2 separate regions of the Homo sapiens genome follow, and region 2 is linked to region 1. A link is a contact called in ENCODE Hi-C data. All regions are on one chromosome and are shown on one strand. The core of a region is the stretch at or near the end of the contact, and the rest is flanking DNA. Distances in the headings are between cores, read along the strand shown.

What was found. Hi-C counts contacts between places; a loop is a spot of excess contacts on that map. Pooled maps may share reads with other maps.
Region 2: a loop to region 1 is called in a map of Caco-2, with 5 times the contacts of the local background. The contact joins the enhancer-like site here to the promoter of LGALS9 in region 1. A Hi-C loop is called at or near these places in 1 of 168 maps with a recorded cell type or tissue (Caco-2), 1 of 37 single-sample maps with no recorded cell type and 3 of 50 pooled maps.

Annotation. Positions count from the first base shown.
Region 1 is chr17:27,629,583-27,632,713 of GRCh38, reverse strand. LGALS9 (galectin 9) reads right to left here and starts at 1,526. Exons shown (of 11, transcript NM_009587.3): 1 at 1,410-1,526. The coding sequence starts at 1,448. RefSeq lists enhancers at 1,497-1,616, 1,084-1,901.
Region 2 is chr17:27,217,567-27,220,697 of GRCh38, reverse strand. No RefSeq gene overlaps it. Among named protein-coding and RNA genes, the nearest start is that of MIR4522, 75 kb to the left of the region's middle. RefSeq lists enhancers at 1,530-1,579, 2,668-3,017. Within about 2 kb of position 1,462, at least 4 of the 41 ENCODE cell types and tissues checked have a DNase peak (open chromatin) inside an H3K27ac peak, as active enhancers do.

The sequences.
Region 1 (3,131 bases), core at 277-2,776:
CTTCTGAATCCAAGGATTAGAAAGTAAAAACCAGTCACCAGAATAATAATATGTCAGAACCTGGAAGAAGCTCTGGGATCCCCTCTTTGACAGAAAACCAGAGACAGGGTGACATGCCCAAGGCAGCACCTGCTGACCCTAAGGCCCCCACCAGCGGCCTGTTCCAGCTTCCCCCAGCCCCCTCTGTGCAGGTCCTACCTCAGGGGCCTCCACAGGGTGGCTGAGGTGTCATTGGTGACAGCCAGGAGGAAACAGGCCTCCTTTCCCCATTCTTTCTCTCTGGAGTTTAGAAAGCAGAGCCGAGCTCTGCAGACCAGAACGTAGGCAGCCTCATTCTGGACTCAGTGTCACCAGGGGGCACTCAAGCCCGACCCTGGCCTCTGCTGAGGTGGGCCATGGCAGCTTCCCTCCCTCAGTACCCTGCCTCTGCCCACCCTCCCCACCCTGCCTCCCCACCCAGGAAGGACCCATCAGCCCACCCTCTCCAGCCCCTCGGGAAGCTCTTTGCCAAGGCGGGGTGAGATCCTATGACAGGAGCCGGCCCAGGACACAGTGACCCCTGAAGTCTCCTGGGCTCCTGGGGCTGCCACTCCCATCTGGAGGCATTTGGCAACTGGCCTCTGCCTCCCTGAGCCTCAGATTTTCCGTGTATGAAGGGGACTCATAAACCTCACAGGGTTTCAGCAAGGCACCTGCCGCCCTCTGACCCCACGCTGCAGGGACAGTCCTCACCCCCCTCTCACCTCTGAGACTGCCCCTCCACAGATGCCCTGAACATGCCCATGCCCAACCTTCAGAGCACAGACACCTCCTCGGGAGGTCTTCCCTGCTGCCCTCAGACACCCAATAACATGAAACACTCCCAAAGCACCTACAGTGTGTCAGGCACTGTTCAAACACACTAGATACACTACTTCCTTAATCCATATCCCAACCCTGGGAGTGGGGGGCTCAAGTATTATTCCCACTTCACAGATATGGAAACTGAGGCCCAGAGACCACCAGCCAGTAAATAGCTGGACCCAGGGAGGCCACCTTCACAGTAAGCACCCTTAACTACCATGCCGGGTAGCGTCCTTACTGTCCCAGAAGCGTGCTTGCTTCCTCTTTACATGAACCACCCCGCTCTACATGTCTTCCCCTGAGCACACAGGACAGGACAGGACAGGACAGCTCAGTCAACACTGTCAAAGCCATGACTCGTGGGAAGGAGCATCCCTCCAGGCATGAGTGAGCTCAGCACGGCACAGGTGTGCCAGGATGACCTCCTCTGATATTTCTGCCCTGCTTGTGTTCTCTTTGGGATGCCCCCACCCCCATCCCCTGCCACCCAGGAGTTGCTTCCTCAGAGCCCCAGAGCTGTGTCCCTCTGGCTGAGGCAGCCCTGTGCCCATAGCCCTGGAACTCACTGGACTCAGGTAGGGAGCCTGGGAACCGCTGAAGGCCATCTCTCCGCCGCCTCTGTGGCCACCGCTGCCTTTCACACCCACTAGGAAGTCCTTTGTAGAGGGAACGACTTAACAAAGAAATAGAAACCAAAGCAACTTGGCTGTTATTCAATGGGGAGGAGCCGGCAGCAAAAGGAAGTGGGTCCAGAGAGAGAAAGGTATGGTACTGGGTGGACTGGGGTGACACTCACAGAGGGAAGTAGGCACTCCCAGCCCCAGTGACCTTTCCCTCCTCCCTCTCCTGTGCTCAACCCAAGCCTGAAGCATATTTGGTTCATAGAGGTCTACAATGCTTGACCACACTGACATGACAGCAAGTTGCCAGATGACACTGCCCAGAAGTATGTGGCTGTGTGTCCTAAGCATGCTTGGCCACGGAGTCCAGAAAATAATGGGGCTGGGCATTGCCTGTGCACAGGGTGCTTGTGGGGAAGGGCGGCTTCAACCCATTTTACATACAGAGAAGCTGAGGCTCAGAGTCTAAGGGGCATGCCCCAGGTCACACAGCTAATTCGTGGCCGCCTGAACTTTATGAAGATTCTCAGACTCTTCAAAAAGTATTTCTCCTGTTTAAATTTATATTATTCATGTAAAAACATAATTATGTAGAGGGGAATATTTTGCAAGAAAAACACCATAATGAATATTTTTATTCTACAGTATGGGGTGCCCAGGAGCTTCTGATCCTCCCTCTCAATGAATCTCTCTTGATTCTCTTCTCCTTCTCTTCTCCATCCTTATTTTCTGCACTTTAGGATGAGGAGAGAAGTCTTGGACATGATAGAACATTTCAAGTGACATGGGGCTGGGAAGGAACATATGGCATGTGCAGGTCGTGGGGGAGGGAGCCATGAAATAAACTTACCTGAAGTCGACCAGGTCCCAGCGATGTGCTGGTGAGAAGGCCCAGAACTCAAGCTGGGTAGGGTAAGTGCTGGCAGGTAAGGGCTGTACGGGTGCGAGAGGATGGCAGGTGCCCCAGGGCCATACGTGAGTCTGCACCTCTCTTCCTTCCTGTGCTCCACCTAGATGCACTAGAATTTGCAGACTAATTCCTTTGAGATGCTCCAATAGACTGAGGCCATGTGTGCCATCTGCACTGTCCATCCCCATTATGTTCCTGGATCAAGTACCAGTTTAAGGAGTAGACAGTACAAGGGGAGCAGAAAGGAGAGAAAGGAAGGGAAATTCTTTGCGATCCTCTCGGACACCAGGGACAATTTCATCACGGCACATCATTTGTAGGCAATCACAAATTGATTGCGATACGCAACAACTGGAACTCTCATTCACAGCAGACTGGAGTGTAAAATAATCCAACTTAGAAAAATGGGCAGGGCGTGGTGGCTTATGCCTATAATACCAGCACTTTGAGAGGCTGAGGCAGGAGGATCACTTCAGCCCAGGAGCTTGAGACCAGCTCGGGAAAGGTTGGAAGACCCTGTCCCTACATATAATTTAACAAACAAATTAGCCAGGTGTGGTGGTGCACACCTGTGGTCTCAGCTACATGGGAGGCTGAGGTGGGAGGCTCACTTGACCCCAGGAGGTCAAGGCTGTAGTGAACCCTCATCACGCCACTGCACTCCAGCCTGGGTAATAGAGCAAGACTCTGTCTCAAAAAATTGAAAAATAAAAAATAAAAAGAAAAACTGCTTGGTGAGTTGTAATACAGTCAAATAT
Region 2 (3,131 bases), core at 213-2,712, 410 kb after region 1:
CTCCATCTCTACTAAAACTACAAAAATTAGCCGGACATGGTGACACATGCCTTATATTCCCTGCTACTCGGGAGGCTGAGGCAGGAGAATCGCTTGAACTCAGGAGGTGGAGATTGCAGTGAGCTGAGATCATGCCACTGCACTTCAGCCTGGGCAATAAAGTGACACTCTGTTTCCAAAAAAAAAAAAAAAAAAAAGAGAGCCTACATTTGTACAACCCTGCCTCACTTATCTCATGCTAATCCCAGCCCCATAAAACTTTTCCTGCAAAAACACGCAGCTGGCCTATGGGCTGTAGTTAGCCAATTGGACTTTTTGAAATATTGCATTACAATATTATTACTCTTGATTACTGAGTTTTCTGGAGTCCTTTTAACCCATATCACCCTGGCCCTGACCTTGCCTAGGTTCTGTGTGTGACTCAAAGAAACAATATCCATAAAACATTTTGGGGATAAAAGGAAGAGATGATATAAGGCAATATTGGGGAATACTGTTAATGTTTAGGTGATAATGACATTGTGACTGTGCAGATGTCCTTACTTTTTTGGAGATGATGTCAGCAAAAAATATAGATCATATATATAAATGAAACAAATGGGCCAGGCGCAGTGGCTCACGCCTGTAACCCCAGCACTTTGGGAGGCTGAGGTGGGTGGATCATTTGAGGCCAGGGGTTTGAGACCAGCTTAGCCAACATGGAGAAACCCTGTCTCTATTAAAAAATTACAAAAATTAGCAGGGTTGTGGTGGTGCATGCCCATGATCTCAGCTATTCGGGAGGCTCGAGGCACAAGAATCACTTGAACCTGGGATGCAGAGGTTGTAGTGAGCCAAGAAACAAGAAGCAAAATTTTAATAATAATTGAATTTTGTTCCTGGGTATATATAGGTGTTCATTGTACTATTCTTCGTAAGTTTCCATGTGTTTAAAATTTTTCATGTTAAAACACTTTTAGAAACACTTATACAAGCCAAACTTTATATAATAGACTTCAGACCATCTAGAAGAGGCTAATTTGTTACTACATAGCTGGACGGTAAGGATGGAGGTACCTCATTTGCCCTAAAACTAGCCCTAACCCGATCCTACTCCTTCCAATGCCTGCTGCCTCAGACGTAGCCTGTCCTTGCTCCAGGCCCAGGAGGAGCTAGGGGTAAGGGCACAATCAAGTTTCAATTTAGCTACTCAGAATCCAAATTAATAAATATCATTTCAGGCACTTCTGCTTTGTCTGCCTTTTTCCTGATACTTTCTCAGAGATGCCCAATGTAAAACAAGCCAGCCTCACATCAGACCTAGAGGAAAGGAAAATGTGATCTTTTTTATCACACAGAGCAGAGACTGTCGCAAATGGGCCTCAGGTGACGCAGTAGCTGTTGCTGCCCGTTTTACTTGCTGCAGCTCCTGGGGCCTCATCTCAGACCTACTGAATCTGAAACTCTGGGGTGCGGCCTAGCAATCTGTGTTTTAACAAGTCCTCTGGGCGATTCTGATGCACACTAAAGTCTGAAAACCACAGATGCAAAGAGACACAGAAATGTGTATGAATAGGCTTGTTTCATTTGGTCCTTCCATTTTATCAGTATGTAGCCTGTGTTTCATTATACCTGTGGTGGATATGCTAAAAAGCATTCTACAATGACACTCTCATGTGCATAATTCTGAGAGAGAGCTTCCATTAGAGTGTGCTCAAGAACCTGCAGGAAAGCGTTTCAGAAAAGTGCCAGTGTCACTTTAAGGAGCCACTCTGAGGGGAGATAAACCCAAGGATCATGGGCTGTTGCCAAATCTGTGGTGTCTTCTAACCTTGTGTGTCTTTTTGAGCTTGGTCATGTTTTGCAGAGAGCCATGGAGACCTGTAGTGTAGGTGTCTTATAGACATTTTCAAGTTTTTATGAGGCTTAATAAAAACTTGAAAATGCCTGCAACTATTTTATAGTTGTTTTAATTTATAAAAGCTTCCCAGCTGATGTTACATGCAGCCTGGACACTGCTCTAGTGTCCCTGACAAGTGAATATCTTTGATAAAAGTGTAAAGGAATTAGTAGAGTACCTTTGATAAAGTGCAAAGGACTCTTTGCTTCTTTCTGTTTCACACACATACATAGACACACACACACACACATATTTGATATGTATACATATAGAAGAAACAGAAAGAAACAAAGAGAGCTCAGTGAGGACATTGGGAGCAGGCTTTTGGATGGGATGGTGTGCTTCATCCAATGGAGCCCCCAGTTGGGCCCTGCTTCTACTTCCAGCTCCAAGCACTCCACACAGGGAGGCCTGAAGCAGCCACTGGCTCCCCTCCACCTCCTAGACCAAAGCAGCCTCCATCTGGCCTCAAAACATGGAGCTGTTGCTGCCCCCAGCCACAGCTGGCCCAGTTGCACTCATGCCACCCATTTGGCCTTCACATGATTGAGGCAGAAGATAAACACAGATGGGGCAGGTGAGCAGCAGGAAGTGTGCTGAATTTCCATCGAGGCAGGAAGTGCCCGTGCTGCACTATTTGAAGACAGTTTATCTAAAAACAATAAAAAAAATTCTTCTCCACTGGATCTGGATCCCCCTCTGGTGGAGATGGTTCTCCCCAACTGGGAGCCTGGGCGTTTTCATGAGTGGGCCACTTTCTTCAGGTGCAGGAGGCTGCAGGCTCCTCAAAGGGCGCATCTCCAAGGTGGGTCAGAAAATGCCACCTTCTAAAATAAAAATGAAAATGAATCACGTGCTTAAACTATGCTAAATGATGACTTGTAATCATGCTTCTGGGGTTTCTCTAGTATCAGCAAGGGGACTAAAATGTGACATAAATTGCAATTCAGGGATTGTGGTAGGCCTGAGTTAATGCACACCTGTTGTGGTGGACATTTGTCAATGTTTGTGGCAGCCTAGCATCTATGCCTTCCCTCTATCTGGGGGAAATTCCCACTGCGTCAGTCACAGCAAGCTACGCCTCCCTCTAGGGAAGTAGGAAGGTCTAGAGACTAACCTCTTCCCCAACACGCTTTTAGTTAGCACAAAGGCAAATGAAGGGCTGGCCAATCAGATGCTGTCACCCTAGACTTTATATTTGGAATAAATGTGTGGTGTGAGGCAAAGATGAATGGAAAGTTAGAATCCATGT